2 separate regions of the Homo sapiens genome follow, and region 1 is linked to region 2. A link is an interaction called in ENCODE POLR2A ChIA-PET data of the cell type or tissue named here. Cell type or tissue: Panc1. All regions are shown on one strand. Each heading gives the region's core, and the rest is flanking DNA. Links, peaks and the distances in the headings are about the cores only. Region 1 overlaps LACTB (lactamase beta). Region 2 overlaps RAB8B (RAB8B, member RAS oncogene family).

Region 1 (5,246 bases), core at 247-5,246, 83 kb before region 2:
CTTAAGCAGACTTTAATATTTTATGGAGAGGCTTTAGAACAGATTTTGACAAGTTAACTAGAATTTTTACCCTTAGGAGTGAAAAATGCTATGATTTTATATAATTTCATATTTGATTCATTTACCACTATAATAGGAAAGGGTTTAGTCAGCTTTTTAGCCTTTACAAATTTTATATTTTAATTTATGCTTTCTCTTATGGAGACATTTTCTATGACTTAGAGTTTTAACTACTAATTTACATAATCTAAAATAACTCTGGCCAGGTGCTGTGTGGCTCATGCCTGTAATCCCAGCACTTTGAGAGGCCAAGGCAGGAGGATCATTTGAGGCCAGGAGTTTGAGACCAGCCTTGGCAACAGAGTGAGACCCCATCCCTACAAAAATTCTTTAAAAAATTAGGCGGGCATAGTAGCGCACACCTGCGGTCCTAGTTAATCAGGAGGAGAGGATCACTTGAGCCCTGGAGTTTCAGGCTGCAGTGAGCTATGATTATACCCTGCTCTCCAGCCTGGGTGACAAAGCAAGATCCTGTCTCTAAACGTTAATTAATTACTTAGTTAATTAAATAAAACAAGCACAAGACTATATGAAAGTGCTAAAAAATTTCCATGTTCAGCTGAGATGAGACAGGATTAAAGTAATGTGAACTAAATACAGATTTCTTGTCTGAACTGGTATACTTCAAAAAACACACATGGAAGTATTGAATTTTAAAATTATAAACATTTGAGCTTATTTTGTAGAGAAAAATTTGAGACACAGTATTAGCAAATGCGATAAAGATTTGTTTGACTTTTTAAAGTAATTTGGGGTTTTATTATTAGAGGAAAAAGTATTTGGAAAGCAAATACTTGGTAACTTTTCAAAAATACTTTAATTCAGAAAGAACAAAATACTTATGAAAGGGCAGTTGTGTCAAATGTTAGGAGGGTGAGTCAGAAGTTTATAAAATGGCCAGTTGAGTTATATCTTGATTATTTGTGGTCAGAATTAATTCAGTTTTTTAAGTATTTGTATTCTTTACTGATTTTTATCTGTTTACTCCTCTCTCTTCATACCATAGTGGTTTTCAAACTGTAGGTTTGTATGTCCAATTATTGAGTTGGAAAATCAGTTTAGTGGGTTGAGTACCAGGATTTCTTTTTTTTTAATGGAAAAAAATAGAATAGAATATGATAAAGTACATTGCAGGTAGTAAAGGTAAATATAAGCTTTGGGATAAAGGTTAGGCTGCTGCATTAAAGGGGCACCAAAATGCAGTGGCGTGAGGAAAATAAAAGTTTAATTCCCCCTTGCAGCATTCCTGAGGTGAGCTGTTCTGATTGGTTCCCCACAAGCCTTTAAGAGGCCAGATTCATCCATCTTACTGCTCCTCTCTCCACAGTGGTGTCCCTGTCTGTACACCTGAAGCTCAATCACAGCCCTGCAGGTGCCCCAGCCTCCTGAAAAGAGAAAGGGTATGGAGCATGTACTCAGGGCCTTAAGGTCTCCAGACTTGCAAGTGTCACACTTCATTTCTGTCCACCTTCTGTTGGCAAAAACTTAGCTGTATGGTCACACTTTGCGACAAGGGAGGCTGAGAAATGTAATTTGTAGCTGAGCAGGCATGTGCCTTGCTTTACTTTATTACTAATGAAGAAGAGTCAATTTTGTGAACAACCAGCCATCTATGCCACTGGCCACTGTGTTGCTCCATAAAACTTCTGTTTTAGAAGGGTGTGATGTGTGTGTGATGTGTGTGTGTGTGTGTGTGTGTGTGTTTTCATTCAGTCAAAAGGAGAAATATATTCCTCACTGTGGGTTGAGGTTAAAAAAAAAGTTTGAAAGCCATTCAGTGGACTATGTCAAACTAAAATTTTATTATAATTTTTGCTAGTAATTTGTGAAAGGGGCTTTGGAAGAGAATTTTGAATGTTAATTACTGATAGGAATTTTACAGTTATATTTTATTTTCCATTTTATTATTTGATTTGTTAGAAAGGTAGCACATTTAACAAATCAACTATTACTTTTACCTTGCATATTTCCATTAGTACATGCTTTACAAATGGTTTAATTGTACTTTATAAAGAAATAGATGAAATGGTGGCTTTTTTTGGAAAATTTTTTAGCTTTGTGTTCTTATCTACATACTAGTTTTGTTCAATCTTCTGTTGTATTTAAATTATAATTGTTCAATTATCAGCTTATTTAAAAGGATTAAATATGCATTGCAAATCAGTTTGTGGCCTAAAAGAGATTTCTTGGGGACCCAAAATAAATTAGATTAGCAACAAGCAATGAATTTTAATTTTTTAAATGGCCTGTGGTTCTCAACTACTTCAGACTCTTTGTGTTTATTATTTTTGGATCTAGCATTATATTTTACTGGAAAGCACAAGAAAAATGATAAATACCATTGGGAGGCCAAGAGGGGTGGATTGCTTGAGCCTCGGTGTTCAAGACCAGCCTGGGCAACATGGTGAAACCCTGTCAGACAATACAAAAAAAATCAGCCGGGCATGGTGGCATGCGCCTGTAGTCCCAGCTACTTGGAGGCTGAGCGGGGAGGATCACCTGAGCCCAGGAAGTTGATGCCGCAGTGAGCTGTGATCATGCCACTGCACTCTAACCTGATGATGGAATGAGACCCTGTCTCAAAAACAAAAGACAAATACCAGAAGTTGTCAGTTGAATCTAAAAAAAGATTCTCTAGTAAAGATGGCATGGATGTATGACCTTACTATGATTTAGATCTAGACATCTGAAAGTTTGAAAATGGACGTCTAGCTCTGTGTATAAGGGGGAGAAGGACGTTATGTCCACTCATTGAGCCTCTTTTCTAAGCTAGAAATTAAGTCTCTGTGAATGTGCAGACTGCAGAGCAGCTATTATTTCCTGTTTTCTTGATGAGTAATTAACTTGTGACTTGCGCAAAAATCAAAATATGCCATATGATGGTGAGTCAATTTCATTTTCTTTTCTTTTTTTTTTTTTTTTTGAGACAAGATCTCACTCTGTTGCCTAGGCAGGAATGCAGTGGCACAATCATACCTCACTGCAGCCTTGAACTCCCTGGCTCAAGTGATCCTCCTGTATCAGCCTTCCAAGTAGCTGGAACTACAGATGTGTGCCACCACACCTGGCTGATTTTTAAATTTTTTTGTAGAGATGAGATCTTGCTGTGTTTCCCAGGCTGATCTCCTGACCTCAAATGATCCTCCCTCCTCAGCCTCCCAAAGTGTTGGGATTACAGGCGTGAGCCTAGCTCATTTTATTTTCTATTCTTTGAAAAAAGGCGATGGGTTTCTATCTCTAGTGTTAAGGGTCCCTATCAGCTCTGAGATGCTTTTGGTTTGGTTTTTTTGTTTTGTCTTGTTTTAATTTTTGGTAGTTCTCGATGGTTCTAAAGGGTAGTTGATTCATTTTAGTTAGATAAAATGGGCTGCTGAAATAAAATAGGGCACTAAAAGAGGAAATATTGTTACCTAGGAAAATGTTTTGTCTGTTTGCTTTATTTATTTTATTTGATACAGTATCTATTTGGGCCTCTAAAACTCAACTCTGATTCTTTTTTGTAATAATTATTTTAAAGGAGTTTAAAGGCACCAGCTTTTTGGGGGAGTTCAGGGAGTAAAAGGAATCTCTTCAAAGATACAGGCAAAAATAAAACCTTGAAGTAAAACTTAATAAATATATATGTTTGGATTCATTTGTTTTATGGTACCATTTTGAGGGGAAAAAAATGTTTCCAGCTTCGTTATGTAGTCTACTGACTTGTTGGGTATAACCATAAACCTGTTTATAATATCCTGACTAAGGCTTTTTAGAGTTACTATGTTTCCAGGAGTAAATATTTCTCTTCTTTATCACTTCTCTGTGTGTTTATGCATGTGTTTAAAATAGTACCATACGGTGTCTGTCACCTGTTTAAAAGTATCTCACCAGAATCCCACCTCACAATAGCACTTAAATTCTTTTGCTCAGATTTGAGTCACAACATCACACTTAGCTGTAAGGGAGGCAAGAGAATTGTTTTTAACTGGATATGTTGTTGTCTTGAATAAAATTGGGATTTTCTTAAATGGAACAGTGGGGACACTGTTTCTGTTTAGGCACATAACTATACTGATTCTGTGTAGCAAATATACTCTGTATAGGCAAGTACACTAAATAACCCAGTAAGTGAACATCACAAAGGAGCTCAGTGAATGTTCTTGCCACTGAAAGACACTCAATTTGTTGATAGGGGAATCCTCAGTCAATGCCTCGGCTTATTATTAGAACTTGGCCATATTTTTTATGTGTTTGGCACAATGTTTGCAACAAAAATTTCTAATTTTATAACTAGATGGGATGAAAACCAAATAAAATGAATATTTTCTGGAGTGTTTGCTGCATTTTTTAATGTTTAAAATTTTTAATTTCAATTTTTATGGGTACATAGCAGCTGTATATATTTATGGGGTACGTGAGATGTTTTGATACAGGCATGCACTGCAAAACAATCACTCGTGTAAAATGAGTTATCCATCCCCTCAAGTATTTATCCTTTGTGTTACAAATGATCCAATCCTACTCTTTTAGTTATTTTAAAATGTACAATTTTTATTGACCATAATCACCATGTTGTATTCTCAAATACTGGATCTTATTGATTATTTATGTTTCTTTTGTACCCGTTAACCATCCCCCACCTTCTCTCAACTTTGGCTGTATTTTGACAGTATAAATATGGCCTTTACCTTCTATTTCTAAAGTGTCTTCTAGAATTAAGAATTGTTCCATATCAAGCTCTTTTTCATGCCTTTAGCTGACAGACTCTCTACTGGTAGTTCAATTCAAATGTTAATACTAAATGTTAAAGTGGGATTGTTTTTATAACATGCATTTGAAATTATGTTGGTTTTCAAACTTCTTATAACAATAAATACCAAGTGATGAATATTGTCTCTAAAGACATTTAAGAAGCATTTTAAAAATAAGGCTGGGCGCAGTGGCTCATGCCTGTAATCACAGCACTTTGGGAGGTGGAGGCAGGTGGATCACTTGAGCCCAGGAGTTCGAGACCACCCTAAGCAACATGGCAAAACCCTCTCTCTACAAAAAATACAAAAATTAGCCAGGCAAGGTTGTGTGTGCCTGTAGTGCCAGCTACTCAGGAGGCTGAGGTGGGGGATTACCTGAGCCTGGGATCACACCACTGCACTCCAGCCTGGGTGACAGAGTGAGACCCTGTCCCCCCACCCTTGAAAAAAAGTATT
Region 2 (5,501 bases), core at 257-5,256:
GTCTGGGCAGCAGAATGAGACCGTCTCAAAAAAAAGAAAAATTAAAGAAAATTACCCTATTCAAGAGTCCATAATTAGCATCTTAGCACCATATGATGTGTTTTTCTTCTCTATAATTTTTCATATATATTATCTACTGTGATTTCTCCTCTCTTTTAACATCCATATAAATGTTTCAATCCAACTTTTACTTTAATTAATTAATTAATTAATTAATTAATTATTATTTTTTTTTTTGGAGACAGAGTCTTGCTCTGTCTCCCCCACTGGAGTGCAGCGGCACAATCTTGGCTCACTGCAACCTCCGCCTCCTGGTTTCATGCAATTCTCCTGCCTCAACCTCCCAAGTATCTGGGACTACAGGCGCACACCATAACACCCGGCTAATTTTTTGTATTTTAGTAGAACTGGGGTTTCACCATGTTGTCCAGGTTGGTCTTGAACTCGTGAGCTCGAGCAGTCCACCTGCCTTGGCCTGCCAAAGTGCTGGGATTACAGGCGTGAGCCACTGTGCCTGGCCTCAATCCAACTTTTAAATGTTCAGTACCACTGATTTAAAAGTTCTGACTTGTGGCTTGTCTCGGTGGCTCACGCCTGTAATCCCAGCACTTTGGGAGGCCAAGGCGGGCAGATCACAAGGCAGGAGTTCGAGACCAGCCTGGCCAATATGATGAAACCCTGTCTCTACTAAAAATACAAAAATTAGTCGGGCATGGTGGTGTGCACCTGTAGTCCCAGCTCTTTGGGAGGCTGAGACAGGAGAATCGCTTGAACCTGGGAGGCAGAGGTTGCAGTGAGCTGAGATCATGCCGCTGCACTCCAGCCTGGGTGACAGAGTGAGACTCTGTCTCAAAAAAAAAAAAAAAAAAGTTTTGACTTGTAAAGTATTCCTCCTTTTTTAGTCATAAAGTGGTATCAGTGCAGTAGTCTCTGTTGCTAACACACTGGGGGACTTTTGCTAGAGAGAAGTTGGCCTCTGACTAGATGCACATGGGTTGATTACATCTATGTTTCTCTTAGTTCCACTGAATCTAATTTTCTTTCATTTCATTTCCTTATATCCTCTGAGCTCATGGTAGTTTCCTTCATCTTTAGAAAGAATAATCAGATATCTCATTAGATAAATCATATATGATTAATGTATGATTAGTCAGATAAAAGGAATTCAAATGTACTTCGAAGAGACTAATGAAAAGATGGTACATACGAGGGCCTAATGGTTTGAGGAATAAGCGTAATGGAGTTAGGATTGTTCTATATAATTACTTTCTTTTTGTGTAAAAGATGCAAAAATAAACGTCCTTTACATTTAAAAATATTGAATGGAATATGGGGTTTTTCCATTGGAACTTTCTAATCATTTCTAGTATTTATTCCAGCAGCAATTTAGACATTTAAGGAAAATGTTTTTCACCATGTGCCATGTTTTTGGGTCAGTGAGAAAGCCTTAACCAAGACGATTGTTGGGTGGTACTGTGTATAATAACTCCAGATCCTTGACCAAGTTTGGAGAGTCACTTATGGCCATTTGAAACCAAATGAAGGATCAAAGGACTAATTATTTTGAATACCTCTGAGTGTTTTCCCCAAGCTTGAGAAGAGTTTCATTCAGCTATAAAATGCTCATTGTGCAAATGAGTGGTTTCCATGCTGTATAATTAAAGCATTGCCTTTAATAATATTTTATTACCTTTAGCTTGTCTTTTTAATTTGAGGAAAATCTAAACAATTTAAAGTAAAACGTGATAAAGACAGTTTTTCGGGAGAGAGAAGGGTAGATCGCTATGTTTATTCCACTTAGTATCTATATCAAATATTTGTATCAAAAGCAGACTCTCACTTTAAAATTATTCTTCTAGTGGCAAGATTCTTTTCCCTAGATTGAGAGTACAGAGCTCACATAGTAATAACTGCTGTTAAAATAGACACTTAGAACTATAGAGCTAAAGCTTAGGTTCCAAACTAAGCGAAGCTGCCATTTTCTGAAATAATGTCTTTCTTATTTAAAAGGACCAGTTCCTTTTTGCCTTTTTTCCCCTTCCTCACTTCCTTCCTATTGCTCCATGTATGTTGTACATGTGGTTATCTGTTCTTTTTTTTTTATGCTTCTACCCTTATGTTGGCAAAAGAAATGCACCAATGGGAGGTGAAGGTTTAAAATATAACAGTTGAGTTCATTATCCCAGTTTTATCACTTTCTACAAGTATAAGCAAGTTACTTATCTGGACCTCTGTTTCCTCTTACGTTAAATGGGGATTAAAGCCCCCTTGCAGACTTGTTATGAGAATAGTGATAAGGAATATTCAGTACCTATCACAGTGCCTGGCCTTAAGTGGGTCCTTAAGAAGTGCTAGCTATTTTTATTAATGATAGCCTATCCCATTATAGCTGTCAGCATCATTATCTGCTGAGCAGGGATCTCAGGAGAGTATCTTGAAGAATATCGTTGGACTCCACTATACGGGGTTATCTAATCTGAAGCTCATTTTGTTTGGCTGCATTTTGTTCTAAGAGTTTGTGCTTTAGACATTCTGGATTGTTTTAAGCTGGAGTCATTTATTTTGCAGGCAATTATTTCCTCATTTAAAGGGCATAGTCCCACTTCATTCATTTGAAATGATGTCAGTTACCACACTACTGAACTCTTCTGGCCTTTTGTGATGGGCGTTTCTCTCTTTTGTTTCTTGGCCTTAGGCTGATAAATCAAAGTATCTCAGGTGATACAGGAATTCCCGGCAATGTCATATTCAAAATATTGGGCATGTTGCTCAAGCAGTATTTCCATTATTGGAATTCTCCTTTTTTCCTTTAAATCTTAGCCTCCCTGCTTGTTAATATGTTACTTTACTCACAAAATAGGAAGAAAAAAAAACACTTTAGCCTCTTAAGTTTAACAAATATTTTAGGGGCAGCTATATACAAGACCCTGAAGTTGTCATTTTTCTCTCTCTCACTAAAAAGTGAAGCTAAAATGATCTTTTCTTCCAGCAGTGGATTTTTTTTTTTTTTTTTTTTTTTTTTTTTAGAAGGAAAGAGATCACCAGGTGCCGGGAGACTGAGGTGGGTAGATCACGAGGTCAGAAGGTCGAGGCCATCCTGGCCAACACGGTGAAACCCCGTCTCCACTAAAATACAAAAATTTAGCCGGGGTGGTGGCACGCGCCTGTAGTCCCAGTTACTCAGGAGGCTGAGGCAGGGGAATTGCTTGAACTTGGGAGGCAGAGATTGTAGTGAGCTGAGATCACGCCACTGCACTCCAGCCTGGCAAAGGAGCGAGACTCCCATCAAAAAAAAAAAAAAAGAAAGAAAGAGAGAAAGAGATCGAGAGAGAGAATGTGACCTTTACTTGACTTCCAGGATGTTCTTTAAGCCAATGTTTTCAATATGGGTTGCAACCCATTACTGGGTCATGAAGTCAATTTACTGTGTCCAGACCAACTTTTTTTTTTTTTTTTAAATGGAGGGAAAGAGAACAGACAAGAACATGACAACAGATAAGAGAACACAGAGTCCACTGCACATGTAAGAGTAACAAGGAGTAAGGGTCAAGTGCTATTTCATAAAACTTTTGTTTCAGTTATGTAAGTATGTATATATGTGGAATGTGTTGTTATATAAAAATTATTTCTTACCAGTGGGTTAAAAAAGGCAGAAAGCCACTGCTGTGGGGCAGTTTGCCACTGAAGACTTGTCTCATTTTTTAGAAAAACCAATTCTATGGAGGCTGTATTTGATCAGACAGATCCCTTTTTTTCCATGAAAGAAAACTGGGTCTTTTACTATTGAGCCTATATTGATGGAAGGCTTCCACTGCTGGCTTAACTGGCTGTGTTTTTGAGAGGGTCTCTTGGGTAATGAGTCTATTATCTCTCTTCTTTTTTGGTTTTCTGCTTTCTACTCTTTCTACATGGACTCTGGAAGCCATTCTAGTTGTTGGAACAATGGTAGAAGTTCCCACACAACGTAGAGACATCCACAACATTTGGTTTTGTGATTGTTGTCCAAGTGTTAAGAAAACTATGGTTTCTGAAGAAAGTAAGACTTTCTAACCAATATGAAATATCCAATTATTTCCCCCCACTTCAGTGTTAGCCCTTATATCAGGCCTTTTAATATAATTACAAAATTGCTATTTATTTCAGTGTGTTGAATTTTTAAAAATCACCCGAACCCCTAAACCTGTCTAAGTTAACGTGGTTAGAATTGAGACAATGGTAGCAGAACCTTTCGTTCTATTTCATTTCTCTAGAAGAGACTGCATTGTTGCCTTTTCTTCATTCTAAAATGAAGACATCTACTTTATGTATGCTTAGTACTGTTTTGTCATTTGTACTTAATAATTTAAGAAAATTATTCTAGAATGTTCTTTAGGCCGGTGTTTTTAATATGGATTGCAACCCTTTATTGGGTCATGAAGTCAATTTACTGTGTACAGACCAACTTTTTTTTTTTAAATGGAGGGAAAGACAGTAGGACAAGAACATGAGAATAGAAGAGAGTACAGTGTTCACTGCACATATAAGAGTAAGGAGGAGTAAGAGTCAAGTGGTATTTTTTGAAACTTTCAGTGGTTTCATATTTTAGTGTTTTTTGTGTTTCACTTTTTTGTTTTATCACTTAAAGTTACCCAAATATGTAACTTAATTTGCCAGCCATTAAGATTCATTCCAGTAGGATCAATCTAGACATATGTAAACCTGATTGTATTCCAAAGTAATTGATCAGTGTCAAGAAATGTTTATTGAGTGCCTGTTACTTGCTTGGCAAACAGGAGGGAGGTTCCAAATGAAGTACTGTAAGTAAAAGATGAGGCTCCTGCTTTTTTTTAAAAAGGGTTTATCTTTCATTTATTCCTTTAAACATTTATCAGGCACTTATTTAATCAGCCGTATACAGTGCTAGATCCTCTGCTCAAGTGTAATTGGGAAGGTAAAACTTAAATGAAACAACAAAAATAATTAATTGCCACATGCATAATGATATGCATTCTAAATTCTGTAGGAGTTTAGGGTAGAGAGTGAGCAGAGTTGGCTGGAATAACTGGAGGACAGAGGAGGTAGAGTTTCTGAATCTTGAGGCACTTTCAGGATTCAGATGGAAAGGATGGAGAATGTTCCAGACAATGGGGAGATCTTGAAAAATGCTTAGAGGCAGGGAATACCACAGAGCATGAAAGAGGCATTTCTGAGGTTTTATGCTGAGGAATTGTGAAAAATAATGTTGGATATGTTGGATGGGGCCATATATTTTAAGATGGGTAATTGTAGAGTTACATAAACTAAAAAGGTATCCAGTATCCTGTGGTGCATACAGTCTACTTTGGGAGAAGGGAGGGATTATAAATAACTAATGAAGCTATACTGTATGTATTATGATGGAAGCTAGTACTGTGCTAGAAGTATTATAAGCAAAAAGCTTGAATGGCCATGTCAGTGGTTACCTTTGAGCTATATTAGTACTGCTCTGGCTTAGGGCTTGGCAACATCGCTGACTCAGTGAC

Evidence for each region. Peaks named below come from ENCODE experiments on the same cell type or tissue, not always from the same donor. Only the 100,000 strongest peaks of a DNase experiment are listed, where the experiment ranks them.
Region 1: POLR2A ChIA-PET joins it to region 2 with 9 read pairs; 4 of 35 experiments call an interaction of 5 or more read pairs at or near these places.

Annotation. Positions count from the first base shown.
Region 1 is chr15:63,133,077-63,138,322 of GRCh38, forward strand. The region is part of intron 5 of LACTB (lactamase beta); the gene reads left to right. Among named protein-coding and RNA genes, the nearest start is that of LACTB, 14 kb to the left of the region's middle. In Panc1, for the core only: no CTCF peak of the experiment used is centred there; a DNase peak (open chromatin) is centred at 2,905.
Region 2 is chr15:63,216,009-63,221,509 of GRCh38, forward strand. The region is part of intron 1 of RAB8B (RAB8B, member RAS oncogene family); the gene reads left to right. Among named protein-coding and RNA genes, the nearest start is that of RAB8B, 29 kb to the left of the region's middle. In Panc1, for the core only: no CTCF peak of the experiment used is centred there; no DNase peak of the experiment used is centred there.